Linked DNA regions of Homo sapiens: regions 1, 2 and 3 are each linked to region 4. Evidence: chromatin contacts called from ENCODE Hi-C or POLR2A ChIA-PET data. All regions are on one chromosome and are shown on one strand. The core of a region is the stretch at or near the end of the contact, and the rest is flanking DNA. Distances in the headings are between cores, read along the strand shown. Region 1 has its middle 24 kb from the start of SMAD7. Region 2 holds the start of DYM-AS1 (DYM antisense RNA 1). Region 3 has its middle 30 kb from the start of DYM-AS1. Region 4 overlaps CTIF (cap binding complex dependent translation initiation factor).

Evidence for each region. A loop is a pair of places that touch in the nucleus more often than their neighbours do. ChIA-PET counts read pairs that join two places held with the same protein, here RNA polymerase II (POLR2A). Pooled maps may share reads with other maps.
Region 1: a map of B cell shows a loop between it and region 4 (5-fold over the local background). The contact joins two enhancer-like sites. A Hi-C loop is called at or near these places in 5 of 168 maps with a recorded cell type or tissue (B cell, CD4-positive, alpha-beta T cell, CD8-positive, alpha-beta T cell and 2 more), 10 of 37 single-sample maps with no recorded cell type and 17 of 50 pooled maps. POLR2A ChIA-PET finds 5 or more read pairs at or near these places in 1 of 52 experiments (HepG2).
Region 2: a loop to region 4 is called in a map of HCT116, with 9 times the contacts of the local background. The contact joins the promoter of DYM-AS1 here to the enhancer-like site in region 4. A Hi-C loop is called at or near these places in 7 of 168 maps with a recorded cell type or tissue (GM12878, HCT116, K562 and 4 more), 31 of 37 single-sample maps with no recorded cell type and 16 of 50 pooled maps.
Region 3: a pooled map shows a loop between it and region 4 (2.4-fold over the local background). The contact joins two enhancer-like sites. A Hi-C loop is called at or near these places in 2 of 37 single-sample maps with no recorded cell type and 7 of 50 pooled maps.

Annotation. Positions count from the first base shown.
Region 1 is chr18:48,971,338-48,978,533 of GRCh38, forward strand. No RefSeq gene overlaps it. Among named protein-coding and RNA genes, the nearest start is that of SMAD7, 24 kb to the left of the region's middle. RefSeq lists silencers at 4,398-4,517, 4,618-4,917, 4,948-5,067. Within about 2 kb of position 4,299, at least 24 of the 41 ENCODE cell types and tissues checked have a DNase peak (open chromatin) inside an H3K27ac peak, as active enhancers do.
Region 2 is chr18:49,020,662-49,027,307 of GRCh38, forward strand. DYM-AS1 (DYM antisense RNA 1) reads left to right here and starts at 3,042. Exons shown (of 5, transcript NR_148999.1): 1 at 3,042-3,078; 2 at 3,561-3,648; 3 at 5,376-5,492. RefSeq lists an enhancer at 4,706-5,607.
Region 3 is chr18:48,990,400-48,996,927 of GRCh38, forward strand. No RefSeq gene overlaps it. Among named protein-coding and RNA genes, the nearest start is that of DYM-AS1, 30 kb to the right of the region's middle. RefSeq lists enhancers at 530-1,159, 4,222-4,991, 4,992-5,759, 6,117-6,528 and a silencer at 675-823. Within about 2 kb of position 1,937, at least 10 of the 41 ENCODE cell types and tissues checked have a DNase peak (open chromatin) inside an H3K27ac peak, as active enhancers do.
Region 4 is chr18:48,674,480-48,682,016 of GRCh38, forward strand. The region is part of intron 6 of CTIF (cap binding complex dependent translation initiation factor); the gene reads left to right. The region is part of intron 3 of LOC105372107 (a long non-coding RNA gene); the gene reads right to left. Among named protein-coding and RNA genes, the nearest start is that of MIR4743, 7.6 kb to the left of the region's middle. RefSeq lists enhancers at 666-845, 1,319-1,943, 2,580-2,649, 2,670-2,729. Within about 2 kb of position 2,497, at least 8 of the 41 ENCODE cell types and tissues checked have a DNase peak (open chromatin) inside an H3K27ac peak, as active enhancers do.

The DNA.
Region 1 (7,196 bases), core at 3,049-5,548, 300 kb after region 4:
CAGGCTGGTCTCTAACTCCTTACCTCAGGCGATCCGCCCACCTTGGCCTCCCAAAGTGCTGGGATTACAGGCGTGATCCACCTCGCCCGGACTATTTTATATAATTTCTAAACTTTTTATTGATACAACTTATTAATACATATAGAAAAATGCATATGGATCTTAAGCATACACCTTGCTGAATTTTTCAAACTGAAAACACCTAGCTAGCCAGCTCCCAGCTCAAAAGGCAGAACATCACCAACCTAGACTCTCCTTCCCTTCACCCTCCCACTCACTCCCCAAGAGTAACTACTAGTCTGGCTCCTCACACCTGAGGTTACTTTTGCCTGCTTTGAACTGTATATGAACAAGATCACATTTTTTTTTTTTTTTGAAACGGCGTCTCGCTCTGTCACCCAGGCTGGAGTGCAGTGGCACTATCTCGGCTCACTGCAAACTGTGCCTCCCGGGTTCAAGCAATTCTCTGCCTCACCCTCCAAGTAGCTGGTATTACAGGCATCTGCCACTATGCCCTGCTCAATTTTTTTGTATTTTTAGTAGTGACAGAGTTTCGCCATCTTGGCCAAACTGGTCTTGAACTCCTGACCTCATGATCCACCCGCCTCGGCCTCCCAAAGTGCTGGGATTACAGGCGTGAACCACCCCACCCAGCCAAAGATCATATTTTTTAAAATGCACTTTTTTTTAAATTTCAGTTTACACCTAGAGGAATTCAGGATGGAGTTCTTTTTGGTTTGGACAACTGCAAGCTACTTTAAAATCACAATACATGGGCTAGGATGTGATTTAAAAACCAAATTATTTTACTCTGCCTGATCAACTCGCCAACCGGTCTCGGCAGTTTCTTTCTAAGGGTCCCCTGGGCGCCATTGCTAACCCTTCCCCTTCTTAGAATGCCTAAATCCTGTGAATCCTGTGATTCTAAGGCCCAATCTAGACCAGCTAAATTGGGTCTTTTTATTTTTTTTAACCTTTTCTTTTAGAATATTTTTAGGTTTACAGGAAGGTTGCAAAGAGAGTTCCAGTATTACCCCATATTCAATTTCCATCTTAAATTATTCTGTCAATATTCGTCACAACCCTGAAACTAGCGTTGGTATATTACTATTAACGAAATTCCATACTTTACTCCAATTCATTTTTCCCTAACGTCCTTTTTCTCTTCCAGAACCCATCCAGGATTCCACACAGGTCAAGTATTTTGTAGAATGTCCTTCAACAGGATTTGTCTGATGTTTTTCTCATCGTTAGACTGGAATTATGGGTTAGGGAAAAGAAGTCCACATCATATTGCGGTGCATGCTGTCAACATGACTTAGCACTGGTGATGCTGACCTTCAGCACTGGTCAGGTAGTGTTTGCAGGTTTCCCCACTATAAAGTTCTTCTCTCCCACAACCTCCTTCCATACTGTGTGTAGCCTTTGGAAGCAAATCACTAAGGGCAGTGCACCCTCAACGGGAGAGGGAATTAGGCTCCACTTCCTTCAGGGGAGTTTACCTACATACACAGATACGTAGTGTTTTGTCTACATGAATTATTTGAAATTATCTGCATGCGAGATTGTCTCTTCTTCTCCATGCACTTATCCAACCATGCCTTTGTATTAGCATGGGTTCATTCACAAGTATTTTATTTATTTATTTATTTATTTATTTATTTATTGAGACAGAGTTTCGCTCTTGTTGCCCAGGCCGGAGTGCAGTGGTGCAATCTTGGCTCACTGCAACCTCTGCTTTCAAGTGATTCTCCTGCCTCAGCCTCCCGAGTAGCTGGGGTTACAGGTGCCCGCCACCACGCCCAGCTAATTTTTGTATTTTTAGTAGAAATGGGGTTTCACCGTGTTGGCCAGGCTGGTCTCAAAACTCCTGACCTCAAGTGATCCGCCTGCCTCAGCCTCCCGAAGTGCTGGGATTACAGGCGTGAACCACCGCACCCGGCCCCTATTTTATATTTTATATTTGAATCTAATACTACATTATTGATTTTGTTGTTCCAGTTGTTCCAGGTTTGAGGCTGGGCCCTCTTTCAGGTTGGTCCCTGTGTCCTTCTGACATACCCACATCCCTTTCATCTTGAGCACTTTCTTACTTCCCAGAACCACAAGGTGTTCCGGACTCATCTTCAGCATTTCCAGCCCCAGTCCTAGGATCCGCCATTTTTGAACATTTTGAACAGAGCAGACTGGCCACTTTTGACCCCTTTTTCCATTAAGATGTAGGTAGTTCTCTTGCGGGAAAGAACCCAGCCTTATTATCTGGTGCAAGCCAGTCAATTGCAAGTAACTTGAAAGGGAGTTCAGTGTTTTACAGGGTGTTTGTTTCCATGGCTGGCATAGCTAGGACCTCACCTTCAGGCCCATCGCCCTTTCTCTCAAAAGGTTTTCAGTTTGCTAGAAGCCACTTTCCTCCCTCACTTTACTTAGATTGCAATGTAGACCCGCCCCAAGTGAGTCAGGCTAAGGAGTTGAGAGAATAATTTAGAGAGGCCCTCTTCTCCTCCTGCAAGTCCTTTGACCTGCCAGCCTGCAAATCTGCTATATAAAGATAGATAAGTAGCCAGCTAGCTACACACACACACAAACACACACACACACACACACACACACACACACACCCATATACCAAAACCGAGAAGGCTACGGAGAGAGGGCAGTGGAGGCATTCACTCTGAGAATTACTGTTCAAAGGGGAAAAACAGGGAGGCACTTGGGCAATCCAGAAATGCAGGTCTGAGCTGGCCTAGGGTTTTAGCAAAGGAGGAGTGAGTTCTTCAGAACAGGACCAATTAAAACCTTTTAAAGTAATTGTTCCCCTGCCTTCTTTCAAAGTTGAGCTCTAATCGTGGCCTTTCATTCTTCCCACCACTCCATCATTTTAAATTAACCTTGCGATTCCCTGCAGCTGCCTCTCACCCATCACAGACATGCTAATGCACGTGTGTGCTGCTGGGGGGCGGTGGGAGGGGACCCTGACACTAGCTTTGTGAAACAGCATCCCTGTGGGCTCTGTTCCACTCACCCCCCTACCCACCCTGGCAGAGCAGAGGGGAGGGAGGAAGGAAGCAGGCAGGTTAGCAGAGCGCAGGACCAGGCAGTAAAGTCTCCTAGCTGCGCTACCTCGCTACCTCGGGGTGTCCACATTACTCAGCCCCTCGGAGCCATGGGGGTGGGGAGGGCAGGGCCTCCTGGGACAGGACCATAAACCGTTTATGAATCCCTAAATGTCACACATCAAGTCGACATCACCTGTTCACCTTCATTCTTCTCTCCCTTTGTGAAAAGTCTCTCTTCGCATTCCCTCCGGGCCTCTCCCCTCCTGACCCTTTGGAGTAGGAGCCTTCAAAGCCCTGAAGGTTCCCGAGTGATGTGGGAAGTAAAGTTCTCAATGGAGGTCTCCTCCTAGTGAAAGGGCACTCTGTACTTAATGGAACTGGCCAGACCGTGAAGGTTACCTTGACCTTGTCTGCATGATAAATACAACTGGAGCGGGGCGGAAGGCACACCATTCAGAAAAGCAAACTGCTTGCATCTTCTTTATTTTTAATCTCACTCCATTTTGCTTCTCTGCAGGATCAAAGCAAGTTAAGGAGAGACAGCCTCTGTCTTTCAATCCTAGGGGCAGCTCGTGCAGTCGCCCCGCCGCGGCCACTCTCCTAACACGGGCAGAGGGGGCAGCGACGTGCCCCGGTCGCTCAGCCAGCTGGTGGCAGGGCTGTGACGGCAACCCAGGCCCCCAGACGCCTCTCCGCGTCTAGGCGCTTCCCATAATGGAAGGCTTCGCTCCATTAAAAGTTATTTTAGGGAATCCACAAGCCCACCGCCATCCCCCCCAAAGTGGAAATTTTATGTAAACGAGTCAAAATAAAGCAACAGTTTCTTAATAAGTATGTTTGGAGTTACACTCTGGACTAAGACGAGCCGAATCGGGCGAGGGGATGCGGACTTAAAGGTTCCAGTGTTCTTCTCCATACGGCAAGACTATTTTTAAAAATTTAAGGACGTCTTCCAGTCCACAGTCCACACCGCCTACACCCCCGCAGGTCAGACAGGCGCGAGTTCAGCCCGGTGACCCCGCCATCCTCGCGGCCCCCACCCTGGGGCCAGGGAAGAGGGCGTGGCCGACCCCAGCCCCCTCACCGAAACCGGGCCTGTCCCCTCCCCCATCGCGGTCCCGCACGGCGGCGGAGGGGCCGAGGGGTGGCGGCACCGGGATCCCGCCGCCACCCCGGCGCGCACGGAGGCAGGGTTGGGGGAAACACGATTCCTGGGGAGATTGGAGGAGGCGATGCCGCCGAGGCTGCGGGGGAGTTCTCCCGGAGAACTCGGGGGCCGGGTGGGAATGCGACCTCCAGGGCAGCTATCGCTGCTCCCCCGTAACTGCCGCAGGGACCCTCCCGGGGTGGGGGTGGGGACGCGGGGCTTCCGTCCCTTCCGGGCCGCGGAGGTGCAGGCCCGAGGGGCCCGTGCAGTCAGACGTGCAGTGTGCGCGGCCCGTGACTCAGCCGGGTGGCGACGCGAGGCCGGGGAGGCAGGGGGAAGGGGCGGGCGGGCCGGGCGCGCAACCGGGACCCCGCGGCCTCGGGAGAAGCGAGGTGCGCGCGCCCAGGAGTGGGGGGCGGGGCGGCGGGCGCGCGCGCAGCGGAGGCGCCGGGCGGCGGCGAGGGCCGGGCCGTATGCCGTCTTCCCGGCGCCGCGCTCCCAGAGCTCGCGCCGCCTCCCGGGGCGCCGCGCGGGTGGCGCAGGTAGAGGCCGGGCGGGGGTGGCAGCCACCCCGGGGCTCAGGTTCCAGCCGCCAGGCTTGGCCCTCAGCGGGCGCTGTCAGAGGGCGGGCCCGCGGGAGCGGGGCGGCGGCGGCGGCGGCAGAGGAGCGCAGGGCGGGCGGAGACCGTCGGGGTCACCTCTCCAGCCCCCCGCGGTGGCCGAGCCACCCGCAGTTGCGCTCGAGGCGCCGAGGCGGGGTGGCCGAGCGAGACCCGGGCCGGGCGCGGCTCGGGCCGCACAGCCGCGGCGGCGGCTGCAGACCTGTAAACCTTAATGACAGCAATCTTGCCCGTCTGCGCCTCTGACTCACGTGGTGACCCAGCCTCCAGTCACCCGGCGGCCGCCCTCCGGCCTCAGTTTCCCCCGCCGCCGAACAATGAAGCCACTGTGTCGCCGTTCATTTCTGAGCGCCGTTTCACACGCGGAGCGCCGCCGCCTCCCTGGGGAAGGGACCGAGGCGTCCGGCTTTTAATTATCCCCGGTGGGCGGGCGTGGGGAGGCCGCGCTCTGCTGGATAATTGAACCCTGGGACTATTCCCTCGTCAGCCCAAGCTCTTTATCTTAAGCCGTCCTTTCCTCTTCATCGTATTTAAATTTTACCCCTTCCTCTCCACGCTGGTGGGACTGCTTGAAAAACAATGAAATGGGCCGGTTAGGTGGCTCACGCCTGTAATCGCAGCACTTTGGGAGGCCCAGGCTGGGGGATCACCTGAGGTTAGGAGTTCAAGACCAGCCTGGCAAACATGGTGAAACCCTGTCTCTATTAAAAATACAAAAAAAAAAGGGGGGGGGGGAAAGAAATTGGCCGTGCATGTGGCGCATGCCTGTAATCCCAGCTACTTGAGAGGCTGAGGCACGAGAATCAGTAGAACCCGGGAGAAGGAGGTTGTAGTGAGCCGAGATGGCGCCATTGCACTCCAGCCTGGGCGACAAAGCGAGACTCCGTCTCAAAAAAAAAAAAGAAAAGAAAAGAAAAGAAAAGCAATGAAATGACTCCCCGCCTAGTTTAGGCAATTTGTGTTTTCCCGAATATCAAGGGTTCAGTCAATTTGCTCGCAACGAACTTGAGCCCTTCCTGTGGGCCAGGCCCAGTGTGCCCAGCACTGAAGCCACCGCTGCTCAGAAGCCACAGCAGGTTCTGAGGAGGCACAGCGGCGGAGAGGCCACCTCTTCCTGGTTCTGTTCTGCAGGCATAAAAGGGATCAGACTACTGACGGGCGAAGCTGAGTAAACCCCACATACATTATTATGCTGAGTGAAGAAGCCAAACACAAAAGGATACATATGGTGTGGCCCCCATTTATGGAAAACCCTAGAAGAGACAAATGTAGTCCCTAGTCCACCAAAAGTATTGGTTGTCTTGCGGTGGGGGTGGGGGCAGTGACTGGGATGAGGACAAGGGAATTCTGGGGGTGATGGAACTGTCCCATATCTTGATTCAGTCTCTGGCACCTGCGACCGCAGAGCACTCCCCACCCACCTACCGGCCTCTCTGGACCCTGAGACTTCAGGTTACTGAGGAGTCAGTAACCTTCCCCACTGGAAGGCCTTTCCCCCATGGCCCCTCACCCCCCATTCCTCCCTGGCCCTGGGTGCCCCATTTCCGGGAGCGGTTATGTGGATGGAAGTATACAGTTGTCCCAACTCATCCAACACTGAATGCAAAATGGGTGCATCATACTGTATGTAGGTGGTACCCCAAGAAAGCTGGCCGAAGCCCTAAGGGTGTGGGAAGCCAGGAGGCTAGGAGGCTTGGTGAGGGTAGCACTTTGGTCATGGAAGGGGATGGAGAGGAGAAACGTTGCTTGTTGAGGTCTCCAAAGAGAAGGCGTCACATGTTTTATGGAAATCTTACAAGCCCCAAATGTTACTATTATTATCCCCGTTTGACTACTGGGGAAACAAACTTAGGCTGAGTGAGCTGCCCAGCCTCCCTAACCCTGTCCCTGGCAGATGGTACTGAGAGGATCTGTCTTCCTCTCTCAGTGGACACGACAGATTCATCGCTGTGTGGGGGACACCGAGTGTGAGCGTCAGGGTCAGCAGCAGGGCCTTGGAGGCAGAGGGGACCCTGTGAGAATCCTGCCCTCTTTCTAGTGCTGTGACCTGGGCCATATTGGCTTCTCTCAACCCCAGGCCAAGTCCTCCCCTGTGTAAGATGGAGAAGGTCCCACCTCGGGCCTGGCGTGAGGAGATGAGGGCGCTTAGGTGGGTGCCTGGTTCGAGGCGTGCCCGTGGTGTTAGCTGTACCTCTGTGACCTTGGGCGAGTCCCTTCCCTGTAAGGGCCGCAGTGTCCTCATCTGTAAAATGAGAGGGTGGCTTTAAAGTGCCTTCCACATCCTGGTATCCTGGAGTATTTGGAGGGGCCACGGGGGAAAAGCAATGGAGGAACTTCCGGGGAGGGGCAGCAGGTGCAATTGAAGGAAGGAGG
Region 2 (6,646 bases), core at 1,792-4,291, 350 kb after region 4:
CTCTCCCGAGTCCAGACCTATGTCTCCGGTGGTTTCTGCATGTCCACAGGGATGTGTCATCCCCACTACAGACTCGGCATGCCTGAAAACAGCCTCCTCACCTCCCCTCGGCCCCAAAACGCACCACCCCCTCCACTGACATCCTCCCAGGCGCCCAGCCTGAGGCCATCACCTGGAATCAAATCCCACCAGCACGGACAGAGGCGGCCGCGTGGCGGGCAAGGGGAAAGAGGCGCTGGCTCTGGAGCTGGGGAAGCTGGGTCCAAGCCCCTGCAGTCCCTGTGTGAGCTGGGGCCCAGAGCTACCTCCTGAGGCCTCAGTTTCCCCTCTGTTTCGGAGCTGGTGGGAGAGTGACTGAGACTGGGTGAAGTGTGTGGAGAGTGGCAGGGGGCTCGTCCAGTGTGGGTCCCGGATCCCGCATGGGAACCCTTGCAGTCGTCAGGGCCTGGCTGCAATTGCCTGTGAGGGCCCTGCCTACCCTGGCCTCCCCTCCGCTCCCACACAGCTGTCCAGTTCCACCATGACCTTTGCCAAGCCATGCCCCGGCTCAGACCCCTCCAGGGCCGGCATGGTCACCACACTGGAGTCCAGTGCCACTGCCCCCACTGCCACAGCTGGGCCCTGGCTACCCCTCTAGCCCTTCACCAGGACATCCCATCCCCACCTCTCCAGGCAAAGCGCACAGCTAGTGTGGTCCCCCACCTCCATCTGCAGCACGCAGCCCCCAGGGGCCCTAACTCACCCCCTCTTCCCTCACAGGGCTTCCCTGCCGTCCAGTGTTGGGTGAGAAAGGTGGAGGGGACATGTAGCCCCGGATGGAGGTGCAGCACCAACGAGAGAGCTCCGGCCTGTGGGAGGGACGCTCAGGCTTAGGTCAAAGCCAGGAGCTCCGGGAAACCTGGGTTCAGCCGCCACGCCCCACGGAGGGGACACACCCTTCCCTGCCTGATGGCAGGGCCCATGGTAGACAAAACCCATGACCTCACCTCTCCTGGCTCCAGGGCTCAGCCCTGCCCACTTCTGGAGAATTCCATGACTCAGGTAACAGAGGAGGGGCCTAGCCAGTCTCAGAGCCAAGGTCACACCGCCCTACACCTTGCTGTCCCCACAGCATCTGCAGGAGGAGCATGCCAGGACCAGAGACCCAGGGAGCAGCCTCACCAGAGGGAAAAGAGCCTGTAGAGTGGTGAGCTCAGGTTTGTAGCTCCCGCAGGCAGGGCATGAGGGGCTGGGAGGCGGGGCCTGGGCCTGGCGTCAGGGAGGTTACCTAGCAGACGGTCCCACAGTCCACACTCAGGGCTGCCAGGTACAGCTGCATGGGTTGTGCACTGCTTAACTGCAGAGGGCGCCCCACACACAGACTTGACATGCTGGCTGGACCACAACGTGATGGCCCTGATTGTTACACACAGACACATACACACGCACGTGCACACACATGCAGACACACACATACATGCACACGCATGCATACTTGGGTCCACACAGCCTTTTTTTTTTTTTTTTTTTAAAAGAGGTGGGTCTTGCTCTGTCACCTAGCCTGGAGTACAATGGTATGATCATAGCCCACTGTAGCCTCGACATCCTGGGCTCAAGCAATCCTCCCGCCTCAGCCTCCTGGAAATATAGGTGTGTGCCACCACACCCAGCTAGATTTTAAAATGCTTTTTAGTGGCAAGATCTCACTATGTTGCTTAGGTTGGTCTTGAACTCCTGGGCTCAAGTGATCCTCCCGCCATGGTCTCCCAAAGTACTGGGATTACACACAGCCTCTTGGGGAGTTATTTCACACCTGTGTCCTAATGGGCTCACACGGCCTCTGCCCTGTTTAAGGATGGCAACAGTGAAGTAAAGGAGTGACTGTTGGGCAGGGGAATGGGCTTGGAATGGAAGAGCTGACCTGAAACCACTTTGCTGGGCCTGCCACATGTTCTCAAATATCAAAATCATCATCACAGCCCTAACTAGGACCCACTGGGCCAGGGCTGGGGCCACCCTCTCCACTGGCCATGGCCTCAGCTGAGTGGAGCCACTTCCCATTCTCTGAACCTGCCTTGATTTGGGGCTGACCAAGCCCTTGCTCATGGTGTCCCCAAGCTGGATCTCCCCCATATGGACTTTGAGGCACAGATGAAATGTGACGTTGCACGTGGAGGCTGCCCTGGCCCCTGGAAGGCCTGCACCACCCACCCCCGAGGCTGCAGGCTCTCCCTTCCCTGGGCTCCCGCCTCCCCTCCCACAGGCGTGCCCATGCCTTGCCTCTTAGGAGCTCCCCTCGGGATAACACTTCCAGCAACACACACCTGTGAGGCATGGACCATGGATGCATCAGGCTCTGCTCTGAGGGCGCCACCTTGCAGCACGGGCTTAATCTTCGTAACAGCTTTGCGTGAACATCAATTATTACCTCCATTTTATAGATAAGGAAATGGAGGCCCTGAGAGGTCCCACAGCCAGTACGTGCTGGAGTGTGATTGGAACCCAGGTGGTCTGTCTCCGGGGTCCATGTTCTTCAGCCCCTCTATGATGCTGCCTTCCCTCTTTTCAGGCTCTGGAGTGAATGGTGATGGAGCCTTGGCTTGGTGTGCTGGACACTTGCTTGGTGCCCTGAGCCACCACGTCCAAGTCCAGCTACTGTGAGGTCCCATGCTGGGAGGAATCCCAGGCCCTAGGCCAGGTTCCAGCTGACAGCCCCGGCTGAAGTCCCAGACCACAGCCAGCGTCGCCCCCCAAGACCTGAGGGAAGACATTCACGTCCAGGTCATTTTGGCTCCAGCTTTGGAGACCTGCCAGTGAGCCCTAGACATCATGGACGGGGCAAGCTGCCCCTTCTGCGCCCTGTCCGATCTCCTAACCACAGAATCTGGGTGCATAAGAAAACGGTTGTTTGAAGCAGCTGAGTTCTGGCGTTACTTGTCATGCAGTAACTGATAAACAAAACAGCTGCCACCTGCTTCCTGCCCACCCTGTACAAAGACTCCTGTCACCACGGAGCCTGGCACCTCTGGGTGGCTGAATTCATTGTGCTCATTTCTGCGTGACCTTTCTTCACCTCTCAGCCCCATTCCAGCCTTCTCGGTGATACCCTGGCCCTTGGCTTCTATGACCCCTTCTCCCTTCTGTTCCTTCCTCCTCCTCCATGCCTGGGCCTCAGTTCCCCCCAAGGAGCTCCCTTCTGTCCAGCACCCCTAAATGTGGGTGTACCCCAGGATCTCCACCTTAGCTTATGCTTATCTCCCATGCACAGGACCCCAAATCCATGTCCCCGGGGCAGACCACATCCTGGGTGGCCTGTGGGACGTCTCCTCGGCAGCCCAAAGCACCCTGGCCCTGGCCTGCCTCTCCTCCCGAACCTCCTGCGGCCCTTGTCCTGGTCACCTGGTCTACTGAGCCGCCTCTGGGGTGCCGCAGAGAGATGGTCCAGGGAGGGGCTGTACAAATCAGGCCAGGCTGGAGGGCTGATGGGGAACCCTGGGGCCTTCATCCCCAGGAGGAGGCAGAATCAGAGTTCACAGGGAGAGAGCTGCCTGGGAGCAGTGGACCCCACGTTTCTGCTTCAGGGATGGACAGCTCTGCTGGGTGAGAAGAAAGCTCAGGCTGGCGGGGATGGCAAAGGAGCTGCTCTCGGACCCCCAATCCTGTGTATGGGTGGGTGTATGTTGGGCAGGGAGTGTGGAGTGGGGAGGGCCCCTGACAGAAGAGGAAAGCAAAGAAACGTGGTTAAACAGGGAAGCACTGAGGGTCAGACCAAAGTAATGAGAGGCGTCTGGTGTTGTGGCTAAATTATGTCCCCCCAGTTCCTCCACTGAAGTCCTAACCCCTGGTACCTCAGAATGGGATTGTGTTGGAGATGGGTTTGTTTTGTTTTTGTTTTTTTGAGACAGGGCCTCACTCTGTCCCCCAGGCCGGAGTGCAGTGACATGATACGGCCCTCCCCAGCCTCTACCTCCTGGGCTCAAGAGATCCTCCTGCCGCGGACTTCCTGGTAGCTGGGATGAGGGGTAGGTACCACCATGCCTGGCTAATTTTTGTATTTTTTTGTAGATATGGGGTTTCACCATGTCGCCCAGGCTCGTCTCAAGCTCCTGGCCTCAGCCTCCCAAAGCAATGGGGTTACAGGCATGAGTCACTGTGCCTGGCCCAGAGATGGGGTTTTTAAAGAGAGGTAGTGAAGTTAAAGTGAGGCCATATCGGTGGGCCCTGATCCAACATGACAGATGTCCTTAAAAGAAGAGGAGATTAGGGCACAGATAAGACACAGACCAGGGGCAACCGTGCGAGGCCGCGGCAGGAAGGTGGCCGTCTGCAAGCCCCACCACTAAGGGCAGCTGCTCCAAGAGCCAGGCAAGGCCTCTCCAAGAGGCCTCAGGGGCAGCCAGCCCTGCCCATGCCCTGATTATGGACATCCAGCTTCCAGAATGGTCAGAAAATACACATCTGTTGTTTCAGCCGCCCTGTTTGTGGCACTTTGTCGTGGTGGCCTCAGCGCGTGAATACACCCGGATTCCGTGTGGAGCTGGGAGAAGGGGGTGTGTGAAGGGTGGTTTCAGACGAAACTGTGCCTTCCACCCCCACCCCCCCAGACAGGGGGTCCTCAGGGCTGCCCACACCCCCTCGCCAGCTGGCTCTGTAGCCCCTCCCCCAGTTCCTGAAGGTTCAGTCCTTTGCAACATGCAGTGAACCTAAAAGGAAATCTGGAGGTCCTTTAAGAAACACCTCCCCACCCCACCTCCCAAGATGCTGTATCAGCAACAGCCTCCGAAGGTGCCCAGACACAGATACCTGCATGAACACAGCATGACTGTCATCCATTAGCATCCCAGTGTTACAAATTTGTTCTAAAATTGTCCAAAGGACATGGAAAATAGCCCCGCTTTGAAGATGTGTGCATTTTGAGATGGCCGTCTCACCACATCTGGTTTCCTGGTCTCTACGCCCAGGAGGAGGCTGAGTTGGGGCTTCCTGCTCTCTATGGGGTGGGGAGTGGCTGGTTTGAGGATGTTTCTCTGCCCTGGACACCCCTGCTCTGCCAGCTCTGTCCTGGTGGGGCTTTAACTGGTGCAGCCAGTGGCTGGGCAGGACCGACCCTGAGCAGGACTCACCTCCCTGAGTGCCCCCTCTCCACACACCCTGGCACCAGCCTCTCCCAATGACAATAGATCCTTCAGCCCCTACATCCCTCAGCCAACAGCCCCCTGCCAAGTGGAAGCCTCCTCCTAGCCTCAGGGCGGGCCAACCTCCCCTCTGGCCTCCACGGCCTCTGAGGTCTGTAGGGAAGAATGTCATCCCCATTATGCAGACTGGTGACCTGGCACAGGAAGGGCCAGCTCCTCATCGCTGATGCTGGTGTTTTGTTTGTCCTGTGCGCTTGGCAGGTAACGGGAATGGCAGGACTGTGGTTGAGCTTTGGGAGCCCGGGAAGGAAGGATACTGGAGCTGGGCTGATCCAGGACAGCTTCCTGGAGGAGGCGGGATTTAAACTGGTCAATGAGGTGAGTCCTCCTCAGAGGTGGCTAAGACCCAGGCTCTGGCCCCAGGCAGTTTCTTCTGCTCCCTCTACACTCACCCAAAAGACAGACAGCCCCACCACAAGGCCCCCCATGCCAGGCTCTGGGCAGAGCTCTTGGGGCTTAGGTGCTGCTCCGCCCCACTGCCTGGTCTTTGCATCTCTTCAACACACACCCAGGGAAATTCCCTCCATGAGGTTGTCATCCAGGTGAATTCAGGTCGGGACCAATATTGCTGGCAGCCTGCAGTGACAGTCGCCACCACTGAGCCCCTGCCATTTCTCCATCCCCTGCTTCCTGGGCACTCTGCATCTGTCATCTTGTGCTCCACAGTCCTGCTTCTACAGGCTTGGCATTCCAGGTACAGATGGGGAAACTGAGGCTCAGAGAGTCCAGTGACAGCCCAGGCACACAGGTGCCCCTGGGTAGCCAGGCAGCTGCTGCAGGGCCAGGTTCTGTCCAGGGTAGCCAGGTGGGGAGGTGGGGAGCACCCTGGTCTCTGCCCCAGCAGTAGTGGCCAGGAGGGAGCCAAGTGTGTGGGTATCAGCTTCCGTGGTTTGGAACTCAGTGTGGCCCCAACCCTGTGCCATAGCTCCTTGGTCTCAGGAGCATCTGGTCACCTCTCCTGTCCGGATGTTCCTGGGGACCTTACAGATGCCAACATGGCGATGGGGCTCCTGTGTGAAGCGCATGGCATGACGCTGCCCCGAGGGGCTTCCTAACATCGTGGAGTCAGGGTCCCGACCGGGACACTGTGGGCCCAGGGAGGGGCATCTGACCAGCTGGGTTGGCTGCAAGGACAGCTGCTGAGTCTGGCCTTGAAGGGGGACAGTGACTGACCAGGGAGATGGGACAGAAAGGGTGGTCCGGACAGAGCAGAGGCAGGGGGACGAGTGAGGGTCTTGGGGCGGGGGGCTAAGGCTACACCCCTCCCCTGAGACATCTCTCTGCTCAGCCCTGGCCCCCAGTGGGGTGGGTAAATAAAGTCTAGCTCAGGGCTTCCTTGGGACCATCAGCCCTGAGTCGGCACTGGGGTCCAGAGCTGGGAGCCTGCAGACCTCTCCCAGGCTGGGGACTCCACTCTTATCCCTGGAAGGTTTTTGAGTCCCCCAGGCCAGGCGGGTGGGCCCCTTCAGGAG
Region 3 (6,528 bases), core at 687-3,186, 320 kb after region 4:
CAATGGGCAGGAAGGAGGGAGGGGTAGGGAGGGAGAAAACCCAGCCTGGACACAGCCTGAGAGACCCTCCACTGTCCTGGGCCCCTCCCTGTCCCTGCTCCATCCAGCCCCACAGCTGGAGAGAGAGAGTGAGCTTCCCTCCTGCACAGTGAGGCTCGGCCTCGTGACTGGGAGCCTCCCCGCCTGTCCACATATGTGTTCAGCTGGTCTCCTACTCACCCTCCTGCACCCTCTGCCTGCCACACTGCTCACCCAGACCCTACCTGTCCCCATCCCAGGTCCAGTCTGAGCCACGAGGCTTAGCAGAGACACTGCTGCCTTGAGGCTTTTGGGGTTTTTGTGTGTGTGCGAGAAGGGGTGTCCACACCCATGCTGTGGGCTCCCTGGTAGCAAAGGGCTGCACACCCACACTCTCCCCTCAGTGAGCTTCCAAGAGGGGGCAGGGCACACAGGCCATGCTCGGTATGTGTCACCATTAGTGAGTCATGGCAGTGTTTGGAAAGTCCACAGGAGCAGGCCTCTGGAGTCCGGGATTCTAGAACTGACCAGACCACCAGGTGCTGCGCGACCCTGTGAAGGTCGCCTCACCTCTGGTCTGTGGCATCCTCAGTCCTACCCCAGGAGGAGATTAGGTCAGTCTGTCCCTGCAGAACCTGTTATGAAGGAGGCCAGGGAGAGCTCGGCATGTCACATCAGGGTCACGCCACTCCGGGAGTTCATCCCAGGAATGATGGGAGGGGTGCTGGGGCCACCCTGCCCTGAGGCTGGATGGGATTCTGACCTGGTCTCCAGACAGGACCTCTTCATTCCTAATTCCCAGAAGCAGAACTCTCGCCTGGCCTCCAAGAGCTCTCCTCCAGGAAGGAGGGACCACACTGACTCGGGCCCTCCCCCAATTCCTCCTGAGCCCCAACCCTGCCAAGCCTGGGACCCTCCCCAGCTCAGAGCAAAAGTCTGGGCTCTGAGGTCAGTGACCCTGGTGGGCTGCCCTCTCTCCATGCTCTGGGTCCAAGGACAGATGTAGGTTGAGGGGCCTCAGGCAGTCCTCCACCTCCCTGACACTGGAGAGGGGCCTCAGTTTGGGGCGTGGGCTGGCACTGGGCTGTGAGCTTCACCAATGCAGAGAGTCCGGGGATGACCACTCAGGAGCCTGCCCGGGGCAGTTTCCCAGAAACGGTGGGGTAGGGTGGCAGGGGAGGGAGGAGCTCCAGAGGATCTTGCTGGGTTAAGACGGGGGCTAAAGGTGGGGTGGGGATGACCCTTCCTGGAGGAAAACAACACCAGGGCCTCGAGGACCGGAGGGAGAAGGAAGGAGCCCCTTGGAAGGGAGGCTGACCTTGCTGTGCAGCCGGCCCTGCCCATCTGAGTTCAGCCTCTTCCTGGGTTCTGTTGCTTCAGTGCTGCTGCTTTGCTCCGATCTAAAGCGCTCACAGAGCCCTACACCTGGGTTTTCTCTCCCTAGACTGGCGGTTTTCAGCCCTGGAGGGGTTGAATCACCTGGGGAGCTTTCACAAACACTGGGGCCGAGACTCGCAGCAGAGGCTCGGATTTAATTGGTCTGGGGTGTAGGCTGCTCAGGACTCTGCCTCAGGGCCTAACCTGTCTCCAGGGAAGGCACCTTCTCCAACGCCTTTTCCCCACACTGCTAACACCCAGCTCACCCAGGAAGATGACTGTCACAGCTGGTCTGTCCTGCAGGCGAGGGCCAGCCGCCTTACCCGGGCACCTCATGCTGGCCACCCAGTGCAGACCCACAGTAAGGTGGCAGCTTCTGCTCCGGCAGGAATAGAGGCTCACCTCATACCTGCCCCACAGCCTCAAGCTCGGGTCAGACATGGAGGAGGGCATGGGTCTGGCTCCTCCCCTCTCCTTGTCCAGCACTGGCCGGATGGTGTCCCCCGCCTGGCACTATCGCGGCAACCATGTTCCTGGCAGGAGGAAGTGTGGCAATTGCTGGAAGGGCCAGTCTGCAGGCCAGGCCAGCTGGGGTGTCCCCTTCTTCACTGAACAGGCCTCTTCATGGCCTCCAGCCTCATTTGCTGTCATCCAGTGGCCGCTTTTCAGGCCCTCTCTGGGTGATGTTGATGCCATGGACCGTCCCCTCCTCTGCCTCCTGCCTCATCTTCTAGAACACTCCCCACTCCCCCAACTGTCCTCTCAGTGGACTCCTCAGTCTCCCCTGCCACTTGCCCCAAATGTGGGTCCCCTGGGGACTGGCCTCAGTACTGTCCTCGCTCCACATTCTCCAAGGAGTGACTTCACCCAAACCACGGTTTCAAATGCTATCTGTGCCCAAGGCCTCTCGAGCCCGGACCTCCTTTCTGAATTCCGGACCCCTCACCCAGCTGCGTGTAGACCCTCTCTCCAGGCACAGCCCCAGCCTGGCCACACTCAGTCTGCTCCTGCTCTGGTTTTCCCAATGCACAAATGACAGCGTCATCCGACAGATTTCCTCAACCTTGTCCTTGACTCCTTCCTGCCCCCACCCCTACTAACTTCATGGCTGATTTCAGCACTTACTTCCCCATTCTGTCTACTGCTCTCCACCTCCCTCCACCAGCCTGGGCCAGGCATTGTCATTTGTCACCAAACCACTGCAGCCATCTGTTAACTTAATGTCACACTGCCACGCTCATCCACCTTCAAGCCTTCATACCCCGCCTTGGGAAGTCTGAAACAGGGGAGCCTGGGTGTGCCACATTCCTGCCTAACTCCTCCCATCGCTTCCCACTGCTCTAGGACAGAGTCCTCTGGAAGGAGGCTGACCTTCCTTCGTCCTCGCTCCCATCTGCCCTCATCTTTTCCCTCCTCCACCCACATTCCAGCCATTATTCCCTGTCTGCTCAGAGTTTCCCAACATGTTGGGATTGATCCCTCTGAGATGTCCACCTGCTCTAGAATGCCCTGCCTCCTTCCTCCAGCAAACTCCTATTCATTCCTCAAAACATCATTCGTGTGCTACCTCCCCTGGGAAGCCTTCCAGGACTTCTCAGTCTTTGTGTGGTAGGGACTTAGAACGGGTCTTGGTGTTTCACAGTGCAGAACACAGTTTCTGCTTGAGCTTTCAAGGCAACGACTTTTTCAGTTGCCGTGACCATGGGGAATTCACAGCCCTGCGGGGGACCAGAGAATGTTCAGACAAGGGGAGAGAGATCATTGCACAGCCCTCATGTTCACAGAATAGAGTGGGCAGCTCGCACTAGGTGGGGCTTCTCCATGGGGACTGGTCAGACTTGTGAGAGGCCTTCTGTCTCCCCAGACCAGGATAACAATCATCTTCCACTCATCCATTGCTCATTGGCCTTTCTGACTCGCCTAGCACCAACCGACAGTATCACGAACTAGTTACTACGCGTTACCAAGGGCTCCTCTCGGTTTGCAGTGATCTCCCGAGCTCCACCTGTTCCCCACACTCCATCCCTCCTCCAAGGCTCAGCACAGTGACCAATGGGACAGAGCCCTGGTGAGCTGGCGGACAAGAGTGAGTCTTCAGGGCCAGGGTTTAAGCCCAGGCCCAGAACAGAAGCCATTTTTATAAATGAAGCATCCGAAATTGAAGCCTGCCAAGATGAAGGCAGAAACAACTTGGCACATTGCTTCCAGGCACGGAAGAAGGAGAAGCGTGTCTGTTTCATACCAGAAACCCTCCGGTTCTGGTTTCTCCAAGCTCGGCCTTTACCTTCTCCTTGACTTGGAAGGGTCGCCTGTGGCCCCGCTCCCCCATCTCTTCTGGAGCTGCCTTCTGTAAAGTGATCTTTCTATATTTACTTAAACTTCTATTTAAAGAGGAATTCCTCATAATTACTCAGCCGCAGAGAGCTGACACTGTTTGGCTCTGTTTATTTAGTTTCTCCTAGTGATTGGCAAAATGTCCTCAGTGGCTTTCAAGAGCAGATATAGACGAATGACCTCTTGGTCATAAAATAAAGTATGATGCTCTTTTCTGTCCTCATGGGAGACGGCATGTGGGGGGGATGTGCCTCACCATCCCACCCCATAAAAACGCTAAATCCAGTCATTTCTGAGGTTGGATTTGTGAAGCAGTTTCATAATTGGTGAAGGGTGCCGTCTCATCCGGGTGTGAGTACATGTGTGGATACAGCACGTGTCCAGCACACGCAGCCTTTCATGTGCACACACAGACGTTCACACCCACACACGGCCTCACAAATGGCAAAGAGCAGACCCGCCAACAAAAGGAGGAAGCAAGAATTAATACATCTGTTTTTTTCTTCAAAAAATTTTAATTGATACTTGGCATTTAGTCCAGTAGGGAAACTAAAATAGCTAGTTATTTGTGTAGAAATAGTTCCCAGGGTGCTTCCCTCCCTTCCTCCCCGCAACCCCTTTACTCCTCCCCCACCCCTGCCCCCGACACAACGACCCTACAGAACATCCAGGGACAACCCTGCTCTGACAAACCCAAAGGGAAAAATGCTGAACATCATTTGTTAAAATGTGGCCAGTAGCAAGACGCAGAGATGGCGGGCAATTTAAAATGTGGCCAGTAGCAGGACGCAGAGATGGTGGGCGATTTGGGGGTTTTGAGGGGAGGGCCTTTGTGCCCTCCAGTTTCGTGCCATTGAGTTTGAAGGCGTGCGGAAAGCAGAGACAACTGTCACGCCTCCCAAACAGTGACCCAACCCACCTAACCCACACCAGTCCCCTGCTTCCCAGGACCCCTTCTCTGTACCGTCCTGCCATAAGCCCTGCAAGACCTGCCTTCCCAGGAGAACTCCCATCTCCACATCCTGCTCCCCAGGTCCCAGCGCCTCTCCCACCCATCAGCCCTTGAGTGGATGCCTCGGCACGGGGGTCACACTCAGAGCTCCCCACTGCCTTCCCACTCAATGCTTTTCAGTTGGCTTTGTGGAGTGTTTGCCCTCTGCAGTCAGACTCTGTCTTTTGAGGGGTACAGGGCCTGTAACTTGAGCCCCAGCAGTGTCCTCACACCTCCAGTACACAGAGGAGGGACCCACATGGAGCAGGTGGTGGTGATAGCCTGTGCCTGTGGCTGGATTCTATGGTCTGCCCTAACAAGGCACAGCTCAGGAACCCAAGAGCTGTCTGTGATATTGACCAAGGGCCCTTCTTGGAAACCTCCTTGTGGCCAGGCCCAGAAATAGGATGGCAGGAGAAGCCGCCAGACCTCCTAGGCATGGGCTCCCTTTCAGAATCCTCCAAGCTGGTGAGGACGGCGGGAAGGCAGAGTACAGGGCAGACAGTGATGCCCGCCTGGAGCCAGGCCGGGGATCAGCCTAGGCGCAAGCCACGCATCCACATGGGTTCCTCTGCATTGAGAACTGCCGACAGGACGTCCTCGGAGTCCCAAGCAATTGTCTGGTTTGTGATGGACCCATCTTTCATTTCTTGATTATTCAGTAGCTTCGTGTCCTAGAAACCAAGAGGACCATTTCTATAAAAGAGGTTGGTTGAATAAAGACAGCGTGAGAATAGAGGAGCTCCTATTCCCGAAGTCAGCTGCCTGTTCTGCTTTCAGGCCCAGCAAACACCCCAGCCAGAGGAACTGGGGCCCTTTGCCCCTTCATGGTGTTCGCAGCCCCTCATCACCCGCTCCCCTGGAAGGCCTGCTGAAATGCAGATGTCCATAAGGTCTCCCACACACCCAGTTTCAGCAGCTCTAGCTTGGGTCTAGGATAGTCACTCAACAAACACGTATTGAGCAGCCACCATCTTCCAGGAGCCCTGCTGAAGTGGCAGCGGATAAGGCAGGTGGCTCCCTGCTTTCATAGAGCTTCTGTCTAGAGAAAGGTGCCCAAGCTGTAGGTGCCTCAGAATCGCCTGAGGTGCTTGTTAACACAGAAGGCTGGTCACAGCCCCGGAGTTCCCAACCAGCAGGTGTCTGGGGTGGGACCTGAGAATTTGCTTGTTTCAGAAGTTTCCAGACAAGGCTGAGGCTGCTGGTCTAGGAGCCACATTTTGAAAACCACTGGCCCAGCCAATCCCCACAGGAACAGGACCTAGGGCAGTGATATTTCAGGAGAAAAGACTGGTGATTCAGAAAAACACAAGGGTGGCCAGGCACGGTGGCTCACACCTGTAATCCCAGTACTTTGGGAGGCCGAGGCGGGTGGATCACCTGAGGTCAGGAGTTTGAGACCAGCCTGGCCAACATGGTGAAACCCCGTCTCTACTAAAAGTACAAAAATTAGCCGGGCGCGGTGGCAGGCGCCTGTAATCCCAGCTACTCAGGAGGCTAAGGCAAGAGAATCACTTGAACCCAGAAGGCGGAGGTTGCAGTGAGCTGAGATCACACCACTGCACTCCAGCCTGGGTGACAGAGTGAGACCCTGACTCAGAAAAAAAAAAAAACCAACAACAAAAACCCAAAAAACCCCCAAGCATGCATGAGAGGTCAGCAGCCCATGGTCCGCAGACCCCGAGCACATCAGAGCCTCAAGGCTCCACCTGAAAAGCTGCTACAATGGAATGACCTCTGCAATTCTTTCCAGGTCTCACTTCTGGAGGACGGGTGAATTGGGAGCAAAGGCAGGGAGGCTGGCAGAG
Region 4 (7,537 bases), core at 1,247-3,746:
GCATGCCACAATGAGTGGTTTTAGGAGGTGATGCCTCCACTGGGGGTCAGATGCTGACACCTAGGCGTCTGGCCAAGCTCCTCTCCAGCCAAAGCCAAGGCCCCTATTCCTGGTGACTCCATCTGGCTGTGTTTCCACAACTGGCAATGAATCCAGGGGTGAGTCTCACTGCAGTGCTGACCTCAGGAACTTCATCTCTGGAGCTGCTGGACTCAGGCTCTTGGAGCCCCCACAAGGATGTGGGGCAACAGGGTAGACAGTAGGTGTCTGTGTCCAGGGCTCACCCTATACCTCTGTGAACCCCTGCTGCCAGGAATAGTTCTGCACTCTGAAAAGGCATTTAGTGAGCTAGTTAAGTAAAGGGTCTGTTGGTGGTGTTAACTGTCCCCAAGGTCTTCCTTCCCACACTGGTGGCTGGAGGGAAAGGAGCAGGTACGCTGGGATAGGAGCTAGCCAATAGCCAGGTTTTATGGCATCCACACCGAGGCATGACATGCCATACAATGGCAGCCTCAGGCCAGTTGAGACTGACATTGCTCTCTAAGAACACTGATGGGGTGGTGGGGGGTCGGCGGGGGTGGAGTGGGTGGGAGATGGGGGGCAGCAGAAGGCTCTGAGTACAGGGCCATGGATTCAGGGTTCAATCATGGTTCTCAGTGTTGAAGCCATAGGGCAGGCAGACACTGAGACACACACTTGGGCTCAGACTGCAGTTCTAGGGGACCCCCAAATTCCATCCACAAGGCTGGTGTCCTGGTAGCATTTTTGGCATCTCTATCACAGGAGTGGAGGGGTTGGCCAGGCTACCACTCTGTCAGTGTTGTGGGCAGCCCAGGCCCATCATTAACAGTCCTGCTCTGAGTGTGGCCCCAGTGTTGAGGACTGCTGGAGTGGAGGCCTCGCCAGGATCGGTGGCTGTATGGTGGTGTGCTCCCACTAGAGGGCACCAGCGCACCACTCTGCAGGCTCCAGCCTGGTGCTTGCTGTGGGAAGTCCCCTGGTCCCAGCGCCAGCAGCCAAAGGCGTCTTCACCGGCCATGCCTCCTGGTCAGCGCTGCACATGCACACTGTCCTGAAAATGACCCCACTCAATGCCCAGGCCCTTCCTCCCTGCAGCAAGTGGGAGGATGGCGAGGTGCAAGAGGCAGCCACACTAAGGTGTAGGGAAGCTCCTGTTGGGCCACATGTCCCCTGCTAGGCCAAGGCATGACACTCCTCCAGAGGGCCCGCCCCTCCCTGGGACCCCTGGGAACACACTGCTTCCAGGAGGGCAGCAGCACGGGGCTGCAGGGGAACACCCACTGGGGTGGGGCTGGGGGAGTTACAAAGTGTTGGCTTCCGCCCTTGGAAGGATGGGGGCTGGCTAAGTGGGGAGATGGAGCCGCATAATCTGTAATCCATAGTCTAAGCCGAGTTAATTTACTAAGTTCTGAATTAACTTGACTAAGTTCCAAGTTAACTTGACCAAGTTCCATGTGAAGGCAAGGGATGAAATCCGAATTGCATATCCTTCACCTCATCTCTGGTCTGAGACCACCCCCCGGCACCCCCTCCCCCAGGACCCCTTTACTCTGAGGTGTGACTTGGGGAGCAATTTCTCCATGTGTGTGAAGTCGGCGCGACCAGTGTGAGAAAGACGGTCTAACGGGCATGTTGTCCCTGTGCCCTAGATGGCCCCTAGGTGAGCATTAGATTTCCTCAGGTTCCCGGGCACAGGGCCCTCGGCGCCCTGCGGAAATGCCACCTCCTTATATCACACAGTGGCCTGGTGCTTTTGTGTCATATACAATACCCCATTGAAAGACGTTGTTTGTTGAATTATCCAGTGTCCTGCCCAGGGCTTTCTATCAGGACGTATTTTGGTCATTATCCTTGAATTCTCCCAGACAAACATTATGTCTGCTGTCTTTGGTCTGACAGTAGGAACTACATAACCCACTGACTTCTCGTTTTGCCTTTCTCTTAGGAAATTTTGAAACCAAATTCTGTGTCTGTTGGCCGTTAATCATTAGATGGCTCAGACCTAGCAGGGCCGGCTCCCCTGCCCCCACATTGCTGGCCTTGTCCAGAGCGTGTGACTCAGGAGCCCTTTGCTGTGAAAGGGGCTTAGTGCCCACACAACAGTGGACGCCACCCGGTCAAGTGGGATTTCTGGCCTTAGGGATGTGCCCAAAGCATTCCCCATTGAGGGTCCCCAGAAGGCTCAGGGGACGGAAAGTGGCTTTCTGGCCTCCTGAGCCTGTGTCCAAGTCCAGCCTTCACACGGGAGATGGCTAAAGGAAGGGACAGTTCCTTCCTCGTTCTTCTGCTTGGCCCTGGATGATAACAGAGAGATCCTCCCCACTACCTCTCTAAAGAATCCGAGGGACAAATGAGCTTTCAAAATGAAAATCATGGCTCCATGAAATGACACTCAGGTGTCCCTCACTCCTGGAGGAGTGAAAATGGTGGCCGATAAGGAATGGCCTGGCAGCCCCAGCAGGTGGCGCTGCTGCTATTTAGTAATGGGGGTCCTGGGCGGGAGGCCGGGGCCGCGGCTGGGGCTGCCCCACACTGGGGTTGAAGCCTCTGTAGCCGGGTTCCCAGACCTCCAGATGAGAAGGAGTAACTTTATTGTTCCCTAGGGCTGTGTTAGCTGTTGCCAAGTCTTCTGGAAACTTCTAGGACATGCTAACTCACAGGCGTGAGGATTAGTAAAGTGCCCCGAGACACCCAGGAGCAGAGTCCTGAAAACCATGCCCCACCTCGCCTCCCCAGGCCCTGTGCACCGGCGACTGTTGCTCCATGTCACCCGTGGTCCCACGGAGGTGAGGTCTGACCTTATTCACCCAGGCCAACATTACGGATCAGGCATCTCTCTGTGTCCCAGGCATTGTCTTATAGCCATTATGGACTGAGTTTAAGTGCAGGGGCTGGTACCTGTCCCATAGACGGGGACATGGTATTCTCCTAATGTCCCCTTAGTGAGAATTCAACAAGGAGCGTAATGCACCAACAGTAACACTAGCGAACATTCACAGAGTGCTTTCCGTGTTCCAGGAACTGAGAAGGTCCTTGCTTTTTCTAATCTTACCCTCACGTTGTCCCATGGAGCACGTACTGTTATTGACCTCACTTTACAGACCGATGTCTTTGGTCGGATGTAACCTTCTCAGTAAGGGCTTGTGAACACTCCATATGCCTCCTCATCACTCAAGAATCGTCACTCGATTCTTCCCTGCAGCGCCTGTCGCATGTTTGCTTTATTTCTTTTGCGTCTGTATTCTCCCAGTGGAGTGTACGTTCCCCTGGGGCACATCTAGGGGCTCATTAAATATGGGTTGAGTGACTTGCTCCTGCCCCAGAGGGACTCCCACCCAGCATCTTAGTCCAGAACTTGTGCCTCCACCACAGAGGCTACCATGACTTGAGTGCTGTCTGAGCTGCGGGCTGCATATACTATCTCTGAAGTCTCACAAATACCCTGGGAAATGTTTATTCTATTATTATTTCACAGATTGGAGAACTGAGCTCAAATACCTTGCCTCAAATCACACAGCTGGGAGAAGGGGGATTGGAATCCAGGCAGCCTGACTCCTCTGGTACCTCTTTCTAAGGAGGGACGATGAGGAGGAAGAGGTGCTGGAAAAACATTTTCTAATTCCAGGAGACGGTAGTCACGTACAGCAAGTTAGGGGTGAATGTCATTTCCTTAATAAGCAAGAACAAGAAAGTGGGTATCTCTGTTTTTCTCTCTACTGCTGAAGGCAATAAAAATGGAAAGAAAAAAAGAGAAAAGCCTCTACAGACAGCTTTGAAAGAGAAATATTTTTTTCTTCTTTTTTAATCAGACAGGTTTGTAGTGGCCTTCCCCATCCCTGCTGGCCCAAGACGCTGTAGCAGCCATCAAGGAGGGGGTCTTACAAACGAGAGCCCCTTTCCCTCCCCAGCCACCTCCCCACCCCCAAGTGCTTCCTCCCTCAGGACAAAAATAGGCGCCCATACAATAAATGGGGCCAGAAGTTCTCCAATCCGTGGTTTCCTGTCTGAGACCTCCAGGTAGCAGGTCCACTGGGAAGGGGCAGCGTGCTCTGTGAGGCGAGCCTATTTTTATTTTTTGTTATTTGTGAGTCTTTTTTTTTTTTTTTTAAAGAACTGATTATTCTGGAGGTGAAGACTTTTGTTGGTGACAACTGGGAAAGTTCCTCGGGAAGAGGCCACTGTCTGCGTCTAGATGGGGTTTCCACGCGGGCCTCCTCCTGCTCACTCCATGCGGAGCAGAAGGCAGGGAGCTGGGACTGTGGGCAGCGAGTACTTTCAGGGCTGTGTGGGGCAGGCTTCAAGGGGCCTGGGCAAGTCTGCCCACCCTATAGGAACACCTCAATGATCCAGGCCACGGCTAGGATTTTAGGGATTGGCAAACTGGTCCACAGACCAAGTCCAGCTCTCCAGCCTGTTTTTGCAAATAAAGTTTTATCAAAACGCAGCCACACCCATTCACTTGCTTCCTGTCTGTGACTGCATTTGTGCCACAGCCACTTGCTGTGTGGACCCTATCGCCGGCAAAGCCTAAAATATTGACTCTCTGGCTTTTTACAGAAAAAGTTTGCCAAACACTGATCTAGAATATAAACAGAACAAAAAAGGAAACCTCTGAGAGTTAAAACAGGTGGCAGAAATCCTAAAGCTCACTCACTAGTCATCCAAGAGCCCTTCTGCTTTGCACACAGAACATTGTGTAATTCACCCAAAATAATTTTCTTCCAGCTTCCATTTCTTCTGCTGTAAAGTTGGGGGTCATATACCTGTTCAACTTACGTTGCAAAGCTGTGCTAAGAGTCAAAATACAATAAACCAGTTCATATAATGACAGGGATTTTTGAACTTAAAAAACACTCTGCAGATGTGATGTGGCCTCATGAAGTGGTAGTCACATCTGGAAGCAGGCAGAGAACTGGCAAGCTTGGCAGATAAGAACTGCGCTTGGAGATGGTCCAACAGCTTCCTTCTGTGGGTTTCTTGGCGGGTGGGAGATGGAGGGCAGGGACTGTTGGCTTTCCCCAGCTCCTCCTGAGACTGAGACCTAAAGGGTGACTGTCTTCCTGCCCTTGACCTTAGACAGAAAAGACTGTTGGGGGAGTCTTCTGCTCACCCATTTCTCTTTCCTCTTATGTCCTTCCCTCTTTCTTGCTCAAATCTTCCCCCTCTTTCATGGCCCTGTTCCAATTTCACCTCCTGCATGAAACTATTCTGGATAAATCAGACCACATCAGCCCACAGAGGTTTCTTGGTTTTTTGGGGGTCTTGATTCTAGGCCAATTTTGAGGTTTTCCCCTTTTTTATGCCCCTCCATGCATTTGTGCCTCCTGGAGGAGGTAGACCTGGAACTGGGCCTTGGGGGGTGGCCTGGGAGGGGAGAGGGACCTATGGGGAGAAAGAGAATTATGGTCAGGAGAAAAGGAGGCTGTTGAGAGTGGGGGAGTCCAGGAGTCCTCGAGAGGGGAGACTGTATGTAGGGAGAGCAGTTGGGGGTGGCCCTGGACGTCTTGGGACCTGACCAAATAGGGACTCAGCCGAATGCTCTCCAGCAAGGAAATGCAGGATGGAAGGAGGATTCAGAAGCCGTGGGACAGGGCCTGACTGAGCCTATGCCCTCCTCCTGGAGACCAAGAGGGAGTTCCCAGGATCTCCCTCCAGGCACCAGGGAAGAAGTTTTGTTATTTGTTAGGGACAAAGGCTAGAGCCCTTTAAAAGTAGGACTTGGCCCCAGTGGAGAGGTCATCTGTCCATGCCCTACTTTGGGCCAGACCATATCCAGAATCCCTTGATGAGTATCAGAGGGCTTAATCCTTCAGGGAGTAGGGCCTTGAGGCCAGCATGGGACAGGGAGCTGGGACAGTAGGCTCAAAGAAGGCCAGATTGAGGACAGCCTTCCTCAAGGTCTCAGCTGGGCCAAGGCCATCACACAGACAAAGAGCTGCTGGCCTAGCCCTGCTGGAGGAATGAGCTCAGGGTTGAGAAGAGGCCAGCAGGGGTGCCCGGTACACAGTGAGCAGGCCCCAGGCTGGCCTGAGTGGCCCTGTCGACGGATGCCCAGAGGCAGACCCACCCTGCACACGTCCACCCGCTTTGATGAATGGGGCCACACAGCCCGCAGCCTTGCCGTCCCTGTCCTTCAGCAGTTTCCAGGGTCTGGTTTAATCCTCCCACTCCCTGAGCCAATTTGGCGATGCCCTTGATGACTTGGGCCAGGCCTGGTTGATTGAGATTGCTTGCCGGTCCAGCATCTTCCCTCCTCTGTCCTTTGTGGAAGGAGCCGCCGGGGCTTGGGGGAAGAGGAAGGTGTCGCCAAGGGTGTGAAGCATCCATTATTCCTTTATTAGCCAATGTCCCATTTCTGGTCTCATTCTCCTTCCTGGCAGCGGTGAGTTTAGGGGCGGAGAAGCCCAGTTATTTTAGTTTCCCCCTGCTTCTGTCACTGGGAGCAGTGGTGGTGGAGGGGGCGGGGACGGACAGGGCTACGTGCTCTCCAGCAGGCATTTGTGAATGGGCCTCGGCTCCCAGGCTGACCCGCCGGCAGGCGGCCCCCCCAGGACACACTGACTCTTACTGGCTGGAAGGCGTTTTTCCAGCATTGCAGCGGCCAGGCAGGAGGAAGCTTTCCTCTGGCCCAAGAACAATACCAGGGTCAGCCCAGGGACCTCCCTCCTACACCCTCTTCCTTCCATTGTGAGCTGCTGCACAATCCCAGGCCCCTCTGTTCTATACAGCCAGGGGGGCTGGGGGGTCAGGCCCAGGAGAGATTCACAGTGTGTGTGACACCGTCAGTTGCTTGCCTCCACTTCCCAGGCTGGGCCAGGGATCTGGAGGCAGCCGATGGCCAAACAAACCAAGTGAGTGAGTGGCCATTGGGTCCCTGTCCTTTGCAAGGGGCTACCTCCAGAGTGGGGCCCCCAGCTGGATGCTACCACTCTTTCCCTCCTTTCCCCATTGACTCGTAGCCTGCCAGGGCTGGAAAAGACCCAGAACTTCCACCTACAACCCCATTACAGACGAGGAAACTGAGAGACCCAGAAAGGCAAACTTCTCATTGCCTTGCTTAAAAATCCTTCACTGATTCTCAGGGCCTATGGAAAACCCTGGACTTTCCTTTAGCCCAGGGCCTGCTGGCACCCCCGGCTTCTTTCCTGTGACTCCGAGTCTGTCTGTGCTCTCAGCTTGGTGACTGATTGCCAAGCCCCTGATCCAGCAGCACCAGTTGCCTTCAGTGTCCTTCCCACCTCATCCACCTGCCTGCCTGCCCCACACCTGGTTTTTGTTTGTTTGTTTGTTTGTTTGTTTTTTGAGATGGTGTTTCACTCTTGTCACCCAGGCTGGAGTACAATGGCTCGATCTTGGCTCACTGTAACCTCCGCCTCCCAGGTTCAAGCAATTCTCCTACCTCAGCCTCCCAAGTAGCTAGGATTACAGGCGCGTGCCACCACACCCGGCTAATTTTTATGTCTTTAGTAGAGATGAGGTTTCACCATGTTGGCCAGGCTGGTCTTGAACTCCTGAG